2 separate regions of the Homo sapiens genome follow, and region 1 is linked to region 2. A link is a contact called in ENCODE Hi-C or POLR2A ChIA-PET data. All regions are on one chromosome and are shown on one strand. Each heading gives the region's core, a stretch centred on a gene start or an enhancer-like site at or near the end of the contact. The rest is flanking DNA. Distances are from core to core; before and after follow the strand shown.

Region 1 (6,245 bases), core at 858-3,357, 290 kb after region 2:
AGTTGTGACAACCCAAAATGTCTCTAGACATTGGCACATGTCTTCTAGGGGGTAAAATCACCCCCAAGTTGAGAACCACTGGGCTCAGGTTAGGGCGACAGGTGAGACCTGGCCTGGCATCGGGAGACCTGGTTCTAATCTGTGTTTTGTCACCAGTTTGCTGTTTGACCTCAGACCAGTGTCTCATACTCTTGGTATCTCCATTAAGTGGGAGCTTGTTGGAGATGGCAAACTCATCATCCTTCTAACCCTCTCCCTGCCACATCCATGGCAGACATCACTAATCAATTATGATGTGGCTTCCTGCTCAGTCTAGAGCTCTGGGGACCCTGGAAACACTCAGGCTGGGAGCTGAGTAAACAGTCTCTCTGGTCCTTCTCTTATGCCCCAGAAGACCTGGATATACATTTAGAGGAACTTGAACGCCTGGGCTCGAGGAAACATGTGCATCACCTAGAGGAACTTGTATACCCATACCCCAGTCGACGAGAGTATACAGCTGAAAGAACTTACACCTGAGTGCCATTGTTTACAGTAAGGATGTTTGAAACAAGTGTCTGCAGCATGGCAGTGGTTACTTCATGCTGTGATTTTGACTAGTAAGCAATGAAATGAACAACTTGAGGTCTGTCTTATTGTGGATTCCCCAAAGAACATGACCCGAGACTGATTCAAGGGCAAGTAGCATACTTGGGAGGTCACCCCAGGAAGCATCAATAGGAGAGTGGGGGAGTGAGGCAGGGAGGAGAAGGCAGCCAAGAAAGGTGTGTCATCAAGCGGGTTACCATGGGGGCCACCGGAGCTGAATCCATCAAGGCACTCGGGGAGATAGTGTCCATCGAGTGCCTCAGTTTCCTCATCTGTCTTTTCATGCCAGGTCCTGCTGGCCATCACTGAGGGCTGCTCCCAGGCAGTCTTACTTCTTCCGCACCTCTGGCCTGCCCTGCACATGAGAGCGGGGTCTTCAGGCCAAGAGATGCAGGTGCTGGCAGCTCGATGTGGTGTGGGGTAAGGGTGGGGTCTGGATAGCAGATGTTGCCCAGTGTACATATCAACATGGGTAAATGTGGAAGACATGATGTTGAGTGAGAAAATCAAGTTGCTGAAAGCATGCTACTTATAAAAATGTTGTGAACATGCAAAACAATATTCTCTCTTGCTTATAGATGCACACAGCTTGGTAAGTGGGCAGAGGCATGCGTGGGAATGAGGAGCACCAGCTCCAAGTACCTTGCAGGGAGAGAAGGTGCCCAGTGGCTCACCTCTCTCTGTAATGATTCCTTTCTGCCTTTTCTACTTAATACATGGAGGTTTGATATTTGCATGGTACTGTGGGTAAACTGAACTAATCTCGAGTGCATACTGCTGGGGCTTTGCATATGCAGTGACCTGTGTCTCCACTGCTCAGATCAAGATATAGAACATTTCCAGCACCCCCAAGAGCCTCCTCATCCCGTTTCCAGTCTGTGCCTCCCCTAGACTTGTTGAATTTCTTTTTGCAAATGGTTTCAAGCAAATTCGGTGTAGTATTAAGATTTGCCAAAGCTGGGTAGTGATGAGTTTGTGGGTGTTTGTTGTTTCTCTCTATTCTTTTCTGTATCCCTGACGTATTTCATCATCACATTCATAAAATGAAGAGGAGGACTTGGGCAGATGTGAGGACAAGTGGTCCAGGCATGGGCAAAGCTTCCGAGGCTGGAGGAGTTTCTCAGGCAGCCCTGGAAATCCTGAGAACAGTATTGTGTCTAAGGGAGGCTTCGGAGATGAGAGCTGCTTTTGACCTGAGTGTTTCAAAGCTGTCAAGCCTTGGACAAAGGAAGAGTCGCCCTGGAGGGTCCCTTTCACCATCCTGCCAGTGCAGGGGACGCCGTGCTGCCTGGAAAAGCCAGTCGTGCCTTGGGCAGCAGGAGGGCTGGTCCCAGAGCCTCTGCTGCCCATTCTTTCCGGGTCACGAGCTGCCCATTGTGGCCTTCACACCGGCTTGTTTGCAGTTCCTCAGTGGGTGGCCCGAGCCTCCCATTGTTGCAGCACAATAGCGGTGGCAGAGCTCGTGTGAAGAAACCAGGACAGGAAGCCCCAATCTAGGCCAGCGGAGTGCGGCACTCCCAGCTTCCTGCCCTCCCTGGCTGTGCTGGGTGAGGCTGCCTTTGTCTCCCTCTAGTCTGGGGAGGCTGGAGCTTGACTTCCTGTCAGTATCCCAGGCCCTGTTAAAACATCCTCTAGGAACCCCAGTCCCTGTCCCCTCCGCTCATTGTCGTTTCAAAAACAGGATCCACAGACTTCCAAGGAGCCTGAGTCGAGGTCTCCGGCATGGGTCAGGCACTGTGCCAGGCGCATTCCAAACCTTCCTTTGATTTTCAAGCACCTGCTATTTGCTGAGCACTACATTTGGCCCTGAAGACGTAGCTGTGAACAAGACAGGCAGGGTCCCTGCCTTCAGGGAGCTTCCATTCACTTTATCCCATGACATTCTAAAAGGTGCTGTATTCCTATGATTCCACTGGGAAGAGTAAATGAAGACTTAGAGAGGCTAGTGCACTTTCCTGAGGTCACACAGCAGGAAGGACCCATGGTTGAAACTCAGACTCACCAGTTTCCAAACCTGGCCTCTGATGTTGGATTGGGGGTTATGGTTTCATCCCAGCCATGATCCCTGCTTATCCTGGCCTTTCCCTTAGGAGCTTGTATAGATTGCTTAACCTCAGTTTCCTCATCTGTCAAATGAGCTCCTAACGCAAGATGGGAAGATAGGAGTTTGCATTAAGAAGAGGAGGGCCTCTTGGCGGAGGTGACATTTGAACTAAGGCCGGATGGATGAGGAGGCTGCTCAGGGCAGAATGGGGGAGAACATCTTGCAAGCAGGAACAGCATATGCAAAGGTCCTGAGGCAGGAGTGTATTTGGCAGGTGGATAGAATCTAGAATGAGAGTGTGGCTGAAGATTATTTATATTGAGGTGTGTGGGAGGATGAAGTACTGGAAGATGAGATCAGAGAGATTAACAAGGACAAGATCATGGGGACCATGGAAAGATTTGGATTTTAAGTGCAGTGGGAAGCCATGGAGATTTTAAAGGCATGGATTGACTGATCTCCTGTACATATTTAAAGGGATCTCCCTGGCTGTGTGTGTAGAGAACAGACTTTTGGGAGGGTGAAGGGGACCAGGAGGGAAATGGCTGTGTTAGTCCAGGCAGGAGATGATGATGGCTTGGACTGGGGGGGTGGTGGCTGTGGAGATGGGGACCAGTGGTTGTAGTATTCAGGTAAAGCTGGTAACATTTGCTGATGTATTGGAAATGGAGTGTCAGAGGAGAGGGGCTGAGGACGGCTAGTGGGTTTTGGCTAGAGCCCTTGAAAGACAGAGGTGCCATTAAGTGGGGAAGAGTTCGGTGTGAGTTTGGGAAAGGTCATTAATTAAGTGTTGGACAGGCTGAGTTTGGACATCCAGGTGGAGACACTGAATCTGCAGCTGGAGATAAGAGTCTGGGGGTTTCAGGGGAGAAGTCCAGGCTGGGGATATAAACATGGGGGTCATAAAAAAAGGGGATTTAACCCATTTATGCTGGAGGTTGCAATTTTTTTTTTTAATAAAAAATCAGACCTTGGCAATGACCTTGAAGAGTAGGATATAAGTAACTCCCACAAGCTTAGCATTCCAGTAATGGAACACTAGGCATAAATGGGTTAAAGCCCCAAGACTGGCTGAGATGGCTCTGCACTCTGTGTGGACAGAGACGAAGCTGCTTCCTGTGTCTTGCCTTCCTCTGTGACTCGCCATGTGGACTGTCATTGCGCCCCCTCCCAAGAGGCTTGAGTCTGGGCAGGTGGCCGGGCTCCCGGGGGCAGGCATGGACGTGTCGTGTCTCTGGGTGATGGAAAGGATCTGACAGCCTTGTGCAGAGGGCTAGCCTCCTCTCTGCTTACCTGCTCCGCTTCCCCTGACCCCAGCACTATCTTGGGCTGTCCCCGCCATCTCTCCTGCACTCAGAGATCTCCCTAGACAAGCGTGGTGGGATGAGACAGGCCCCTGCAGCCCATGTCTTAATCAGCCTGCACCTGGGCTCTGTGACAGGGAGACCATGTGCTCACCTGGAGCAGCCCCCGTGTGGACCCCCAATCTGTCATCCATCTTGGCAGGGCAGGTGACTGATAGGCCCCACAGCTCCCCGTGGCCCTGTGGCTATGACAGCACCATGAATTCCTTTTCCCAGGGGTCTCCATGTGGCTGCTTCCAGGTTAGCCTACAGCCAGATCCCACATCCTGGAGTTCCGGCAAACCAGGCGGAGGTGGCTGTGGGTGCTGGGCCTCGGTCTCCCTTAGGTGCTGACTCTGCTGTCTCTCCTTTCCCCAACATTTATCCCTGTGACTCTCTCAGCCCATACGTGTGACCCCTCGGCAGCTCTTCTTTCTGCCACTTTTCTACCCACACCACCTGGTGCCAGGCCACCGTCATCTCTTGTTGGCACCATTGCACCCTACTGCCCTGGTCCCCCCACTTTTACTCACAACCCCTAAAATCCAGTTCCTTGCAATAACAGAGGGCTTTTTCACCAACACTTCAAAACTGGGAGACTTTTCTTTTGAAAAAAAATTCTAATTTCTGGCTTCATTAAAAACCACAACAACACCCAAATCCGAACCTCTGGTGGTCCTGGGCCTGCGGCCTCCCCACGTGACCCCACATGAATGGTGCACCCTCGGCTCCCGCAGCCCCTGTCACTCCTGCCCTGGTGTCGTCACACTCATCTACTGCGTCTCACAGAGGAGAGACGTGATTTGTCTGTTCCAAGCCCCTGAAAGGGTGGTAGAAGGACCATGGTCCATTCAAACAGTACATTCCTGGCATCTGCAAGGAAGCTTCTTGTGAGATGATCTGGAAGGATCTCTGAGCTATATTAAGTAGAAAATCCAGGTGCGGGTCATCCAGTATACGTTGCTATTTTTTGGTGTGTAAAGAGGTTAAAAAAAAAAAGGAATAGATGTGTATGTGTGTGTGTTTGTTTTTGCATAGATTTTTTGGAAGAATACCCAAGAAACTAGTAGCTGGGGTTCCTGTAGGGGTTGGGGAGGGACTAGATGGTTTGGGGCTGGGGTAAGGAGAGAGACTTTCTCTGTTTTTGCCATTTTTATTTTTGACTTTTGAGCCATGTGACTGTGTTATTACTCAGAGGTTAAATTGTAAAGCAAAGTAAAAAAAAAATTGAAAGGGGAAATGAATTAGAGTCTGAGAGGCGCCCCTGGGTGAGGAAGCAGGTGTGTATCTTTTTGGGCCAAAGGTTCCTCGAAGGCAGGGGCTTTGAGATTTTCTCTGCTGTATCTTCAGGGCCCAGTGCAGGGCCTGGCGTCGTAGGTGCACAGCACACCCCTGGTGACCGTGTGGGAGTGAGGGCTGCTCCAGTGTGTTTAAGGTGTAAGCAGAGCACGTTTTTCCTCGTCCTCTGCCTGTGTCCCTGGACTCGTGGTACCTCCCAGATCCTAGTTGGCATTTGAACTTGAGAGCCTTCTGTAGGGCCGTCCATGGGAGAGCTGGAGACGCGGACACTCACCTCTCTCTGCTTCTCTCCTCCAGGCATTCCTGCATCGCATCCGGCAGAACGTGGCCGACTCAGTGGAGAAGGGCCTCACGGAGGAGAATGTCAAGGTGTGGACGCTGGGGCTGGCCCCTGTTCTAGAGCATCTGTGTTGCTTTGTGCCTTGCTCTTCCCGTGCGATGCTCAGAGGGTGTGCATGCAGGGGGAGGCGCATCACCCGCTGGCTGCTGGCCGCCAGCTTTGCCCTGCCCCAGCTTGCTCCCTTCAGCCCCTGGAGGCCTCTTGTCCTGTGAGCAAGCTGTGCTTGGTGGATGTCAGCAGGAATTTTTAGCCCCGGGCCCCACTTTCCAACCCGAGACTTTCCCTCTGTGCTCATTGTGACCCCCCAGTCTTCCGGGCTCCTCGTGTCAGGCCCTCTGGCTTGGAGCCAGTGGAAAATCCTCTCCCAAGTGCCCCCGGGAGCCGGGCACCTCCAGTCCCTCTCCTGGCAGTCCCGGCCCCCGCTCCCGCCCTGGGCATCCAGTGTCCAGGCAGGGCTGATGAGTAATTGGGTCCAGTTTGGCCTTGGCCATGGCTCTGGGGAGTTTGAGGAGGAGATCAATAGGCCTTCTGTGTGCATGGCTCAGCCCCAGCCTGGCTCTCCAGGCCTGGCTTTCTGTGTGACCTCACTCTCTGAGCTGCCTTTCAGGCCTCGGGGCTCTGAGGGTCCTGG
Region 2 (6,215 bases), core at 3,069-5,568:
AGACCAGCCTGACCAATGTGATGAAACCCCGTCTCTACTAAAAATACAAAAAAAAAAAAATTAGCCGGGCGTGGTGGCATGCGCCTGTAATCCCAGCTACTCAGGAGGCTGAGACAGGAGAATTGCTTGAACCCGGGAGGCAGAGGTTTCAATGAGCCAAGACTGCACCATTGCACTCTAGCTCTAGCCTGGGCAACAAAAGTGAAACTCCCATCTCAAAAAAAAAAAAAAAAAAAAAAAAAAATTAGCTGGGCTTGGTGATACCCTCCTGTGGTCCTAGCTACTAGGGAAGTTGAGGCAGGAGGATTGCTTGAGCCCGGGAGGTCTAGGCTGCAATAAGCTGAGGTCTTGCCACTGCAGTCCAGTATGGGTGACTGAGTGAAACCCTGTCTCCAAAAATAAAATAAAATAAAATAAAATAAAATAAAAATAAATAAATAAAACCACATAATAGAATGAAACCTAAAATGATTAAGTTGAGATGCTAGGGTAGGACTATTTTTAAGTTTAAAAAAAAGTGAGGGGTTATATAAATATGCATGTTATAATCCCTCAAAGTTAAAATACTACATAGATCCCAGAATCTTAATACTCTTTTTTGAGACAGGGTCTGGGTCTGTTACCTAGGCTGGAGAAATGCAGTGGTGTAATTCTGGCCCACTGAAACCTCTGCCTCCTGGGCTCAAGCCATCCTCCTACTTCAACCTCCCAAGTAGCTGGGACTACAGGCACACACCACCACACCTGGCTAATTTTTGTGTTGTTTCTGTAGACATGGTTCCAGTGTTGCCCAGGCTGGTCTGGAACTCCTGAGCTCAAGTGATCCGCCCACCTTGGCCTTCCAAAGTTTATTCTTTGGGAATATTCTTTAAGGAACTATTTGTCAACAAATCCTTTTTATATCGCCTTGCAGATATAGTCTATAAAACCGAATTCTAAGCTTATCCTTAATTTGAGAAAATAAGAGAAATCAGGGACTTTTAGAGAACATTTTACAGGTATTCATAATTATCAACAAGATCAAGCTCTAATTATCTTATGCAACCACAAGTAAAGGTACTTTGACACTCTGAAATATTAGCAATATATAAATGCAAAAAGTGTTACTGATCTAAAAATGACTCAAACTAGAAACAAAACATTCATTTTGGCCAAGTAGGGTGGCTCATGCCTGTAATCCCAGCTCTTTGGGGGGCCAAGGTAAGCAGATTGGTTGAGTCCAGGAGTTTGAGACCAACCTGGGCAACATGGTGCCATCTCTACAAAAAAAAAATAAAAATTAGTTGAGTGTGGTGGTGCACGCCTGTAGTCCTAGCTACTCGGGAGGCTGAGGTAGGAGGATAGACTGAGCCCAGGTCAGCCCAGGCAACACAGTGAGATGGTGTCTCCAAAAAAAAAAGGGAGGGAGAAGATAAGAATTCATTTTTATCACCTTTAAATGAGGGGGTGATACTTTTCTTTCTCCACGTAACTATCTTTGGAAATCTCTACCAATACACAATTAAGAAACTTAAAAAAGCATCACAATAAATCAGTTATGGCAGACATCTAAATTTCCAAGTTCTTCTTGTTGAATGAATGGCCAGACCTAAGTCTAGCATCTTCCCACAGGCCCTCAATTACAGGTGGAGATTTCTGGAATAAAAGCTTTGTTTTCCAAAGCCATCTCACAGACATCTGTGACATAAGCTGATCCAAGATGTCTGCCTTTTTCTTAGATATGTCCTCAACACATTAGAGAACCATTCCCGAGGCCTTACATTTGGGAAGAGGGAAAGAGATCCAATGAATGAAAACTATCTGGCACCCACACATGAAGAACATATCCCAACACCTCAACCTACCCTCTGCTTTCTAACCATAGGAATATACCACTTAGAATCAAATCCAAACTCCTTACATTGCCTACAAAGCCTTCTATGATCCGGGTCCTGGATATTTCTCCCTTCTTCATGTAACACTCTAGGAACCTAAGATATTCCTTAAATATTTCAATATTCCAAGCCGGTTCCTGTCCTTGAGCCTTGAGCCTTCTATTCCCTCTACCTGGAATGTTCTGCCCCTCACCTTTTAATGGCTGGTCTCTACCCAAATGTCACCTCCTCAGAAAAGCCTTCTTCACCTGTCACATAATTCTGTCACTATCTGAAATTATCTAATGTTTTTTCTTTCGCCCACGAGAATACATGGTCCTCAAGGGAAGGGACCTTGTCCATTTTTGTTTTTTCACTATATTCCCAGAGATTAAGTGGATGCTCAATAAAGTTATTAAATGAATAAAGAAACAAATTAATTCCAAAACTAGAGCACTGCTCTTGCATCCATCCAATCCTGTCCCAGACCCCAACCAGCAGAAGTAATCAGAAGGGGAGAGAGACTTCCCTTGCACTGATGGTAAGAAGTGAAAGATAAAGGGTTGTAGGAGCGGAGAGACGAGGTCCATTAGGATCCTCTGAAAGCATGTCAAAAAAAAAAAAAAAAAAGAGAGAGACACACACAGAGAAAGGCCAAAGATATGACTATGTGGGCCCAAGGTGAGAAAAAGAGCAATTGGTGGAATCCAAGACTAAAGGGTCCCCTTCTGTGCCTCCAAGGAAGAATAATACTTGTGCATCTACCATGTGGCAAGCACAGGTGGGATGGCACCCACCAGGGAGAGAGAAGTAAGCAAGACAGACAAGGTCCTTGCTCTCAAACAGCTTACATTCTAGCAGTTGAGAAAGATAACAAGTAAGCAATAAGTAAGTGTTAGTAAATGCTATGAAGTAACTAAAACCAGGTGATGTTGATGGAGAGCCATGGGAGAAAGGTCCTAGACAGGTTGATTAGACAGCCTGATCAACATGGTGAAACCCCGTCTCTAATAAAAATACAAAAATTAGCCGGGTGTGGTGGCGTGTAGTCTCAGACCTGTAGTCTCAGCTATTCGGGAGGCTGAGGCAGGAGAATCGCTTGAATCCGGGAGGCGGAGGTTGCAGTGAGTCGAGATCGCGCCACTGCACTCCAGCCTGGGAGGCAGAGCGAGACTCTCTCTCTCAAAAAAAAAAAAAAAAAAAAAAAAAAAAGAAAAGAGAAAAGAAAAAGAAAAAGAAAACAAAAGAAGAGGTTGGTTAGGGGAGGCCTAAGGTGAGGGAAACTTGGGAGAGGCGGCCTGCCTTGCAAAAATGTTGGTACTTCCCCAGCAAACAAAAGGCATGTGCAAATAATTTTAAATCGGAATAACCCTGGAATATGGAAGAAACAGAAAGCCACACTGGCTAAGGAGAAAGATGGGTGGGAGAGATGAATAAACAACCGTCAGCTCCCAGGGAACCTTTGTAAACCACGGTAAATAACTCAGCGCATCCTCAAAGCCACTTTCCGAGGTAGATTCTGTTATTAACCCCATTTTGCAGCTAAGGAAATGGAGGCTCAGTGAGATGAGGTGACCAGCCTCAAGTTACACCCCTAACGAGAGGCTACGTCTGGAATGAACCCAGGCGATCTAATTCCAAAGTCTATGCTCCGAACCACCACAGCACAGCGTTTCTCCCAAAACGAGGGAACCCTCCCCCAACCCGCGTTACAGGGGATTTCTATGTCCCGGGTGTACCGACTAGAATTCTCACAAACAATTCAGCAAAGTGAGATCACGATGCCCGTTTTACAGTCAGGGATACAAGTACAGAGGTTAGAGAAGGGTGAGTTCGGGGGCTTCACTAGAGTTAGGGCAAGGGACGACGCGAGGCAGCCGCAGCTCCACGCGCCCGCAGTCCCCGCCCGGGCAGGCCTCGCCGCCGCACACTCAGCTCGCGCGGCTAGCAGCCACCGTCGCAGAGAATGGACATGCGAGCGCGACCAATAAGGAGCGGCCTTCCCGAGCGGAGAGGCGGCGGCGCAGCCAATCAGCGCCGTGATGGAGAGGAAAGGGCGGGCAATCCGCAGGCTCGCGTTAGGCCGCGCCTCAGTTGCCCTCAGCCCTCACAGGCCCTGGGGTCGCCGCACCTGGGCCAGAGACCTAGGATGCCGCGAGGCGCGGCAAGCGCTCCCTAGGGAAGCCGAAGACCTTGCCTGAGCGCACCACCCGAACCCCGGGCCCACATTCCGCTCTCGCCCAGAGGCGCGGTTCTCACTCCCTAGCGCTCGTTAGTACCGGGAGCGCCTCATCCCTTCCTCAGCTGGGCCCCAAGAGCCACTCTGGTAGGCCGTGCACGCCCCGCGCCTCACCTCGTGGGGATACAGAAACGGAGGAGGGAACCCCAGCCGCGGACCGTAGCTGGCACTACCCGCTCCTGCCGCCGCTCCGCCTCACATTCAAACCCCGGCAAAATGGCGCGACAGCGAGCCTGAGGCCAGAGCGCATGAGCGAGCGGCCCGCTGCAGGGGGCGGGGCCAGGAATGCTCTGGCCCCACCCAAGTTCGAAGGGCCAATCGGGGCCCCGCTCTGTTTCTGCGCTGATCTCACAAGTGACAATGCTCTTTGGCTCTGACCATGCCAGCAGGCTTCACGGTTCTCGTTTTCCAAAGAGGAACACAGATTCAGCGAGCGGCTGCTGGCTTCTGACCCATTTTGATGTCAGGGCTTGGCACGTAGGAGGTGTTCAATGTTGATCGATCCAAGGTCGTGCACATAGGGTCTAAGACGGAAGAGAACTTCCTGCCCCTCTTGGAGCTTCTATTTTAGAGGGAGACACGGCCAGACAGGTCTCGAACTCCTGGCCTCAAGTGATCCGCACACCTTGGCCTCCCAAAATGCTGGGATTCCAGGCGTGAGCCACCGCGCCTGGCCTGGTATGTAAGTTTTGGTACTCTTATTACAGCCCACAAACCATATGGGATCTGGCCCCTGCCAGCCTGCCTGCCCTCATCACCTTCCGCTTCCCTCCTCTCCTCACCCTCACTCAGCTCCGCCACCCCACCTTCTTCCTGTTCCTCTAAGCTCCAAGCTTATTTCCACTTTAGAGCATTTATACTTGCTGTTCCCTGTGCTGGGATGTTCTAGATTCCTGAATGATTGGCTCCTTCTTTACATTTAGGTTCCAGCTCAAATGTCACCTCCACAAAAGAGGCCTATCTGAAATTGCCCACTCACCACCACCCAGCACACAAATTAGGGTTGCCAGGTTTAGCAAATAAAATGCAGGCTGCCCAGGTCAATGTAAATTTTAGAAAAAAATTTATAATTTTCTAGTATAAATACTGTGTAGGACATATTTATACTTAAAAATCATGCATTGCTTATCTGAAATTCACATTGAACTGGGTGCCCAGTGTTTGATCTGGTAAGCCTAGTTCCATGATATCATTATGGTATTTATCACTCTCCAACTAATTGTCTCTTCTTTATTTTGTTCCTCCTTCCGCTTCTCCCCTCCTAAACCCCTGCCCTCCTCCCCATCCATAACCTAAGGGATTCTATACAGCAAGGGCTTTTCTTTTTTTTTTTTTTTTTTAAAGACAGAGTCTTGCTCTGTCGCCCAGGCTGGAGGGCTGGAGTGCAGTGGTGCTGTCACAGCTCACTGCAACCTCTGCCTCCCAGGTTCAAGCAATTTTCCTGACTCAGCCCCCCAAGTTACTGGGACTACAGGTGCCCGCCACCATGCCCCGCTGATTTTTGTATTTTTAGTAGACACGGGGTTTCACCATATTGGCCAGGCTGATCTTGAACTCCTGACCTTGTGATCCGCCAGCCTTGGCCTCCCAAAGTGCTGGGATTACAGGCATGAGCCACCACGCCTGGCCAGGGCTTTTTTTTTTTTTTTTTTTTTCTTTTAAGAGGCAGGGTCTTGCTCTGTCACCCAGGCTGCAGTGCAATGGCACAATCATAGCTCATTGCAACCTCGACCTCCTAGGCTAAAGCAATCCTCCCACCTCAGCCTCCTGAGTAGCTAGGACTACAGGCACCTGCCACCACACCTGGCTAATTTTGAATTTTTTTGTAGAGATGAGCTCTCACTATGTTGCCCAGGCAAACTCCTGGCCTCAAGTGATCCTCCCACCTCCGCCTCCTAAAGCACTGGGATAGGGCTGGGCATGGTGGCTCACGCCGGTAATCCCAGTGATTTGGGAGACCGAGGCAGGCAGATCACCTGAGATTGGGAGTTTGAGACCTGACCAACATGGAGAAACCCCGTCTCTACTAAAAATACAAAATTAGCCGGGTGTGGTGGCGCACGTCTGCAATCCCAGCTACTTGGGAGGCTGAGGCAGGAGAGTCGTTTGAACCCGGGAGGCAG

Evidence for each region. A loop is a pair of places that touch in the nucleus more often than their neighbours do. ChIA-PET counts read pairs that join two places held with the same protein, here RNA polymerase II (POLR2A). Pooled maps may share reads with other maps.
Region 1: a pooled map shows a loop between it and region 2 (2.9-fold over the local background). The contact joins the enhancer-like site here to the promoter of CSE1L in region 2. A Hi-C loop is called at or near these places in 8 of 50 pooled maps. POLR2A ChIA-PET finds 5 or more read pairs at or near these places in 2 of 52 experiments (BJ and activated naive CD4-positive, alpha-beta T cell).

Annotation. Positions count from the first base shown.
Region 1 is chr20:48,747,207-48,753,451 of GRCh38, reverse strand. PREX1 (phosphatidylinositol-3,4,5-trisphosphate dependent Rac exchange factor 1) reads left to right here. Exons shown (of 40, transcript NM_020820.4): 2 at 5,572-5,643. Among named protein-coding and RNA genes, the nearest start is that of PREX1, 78 kb to the left of the region's middle. RefSeq lists enhancers at 1,699-1,828, 3,431-4,026, 5,182-5,914. Within about 2 kb of position 2,107, at least 17 of the 41 ENCODE cell types and tissues checked have a DNase peak (open chromatin) inside an H3K27ac peak, as active enhancers do.
Region 2 is chr20:49,044,415-49,050,629 of GRCh38, reverse strand. CSE1L (chromosome segregation 1 like) reads right to left here and starts at 4,318. Exons shown (of 25, transcript NM_001316.4): 1 at 4,207-4,318. It overlaps CSE1L-DT (CSE1L divergent transcript), which reads left to right and starts at 4,574. Exons shown (of 2, transcript NR_110625.1): 1 at 4,574-4,770. RefSeq lists enhancers at 3,320-3,960, 3,926-3,995, 4,546-4,695.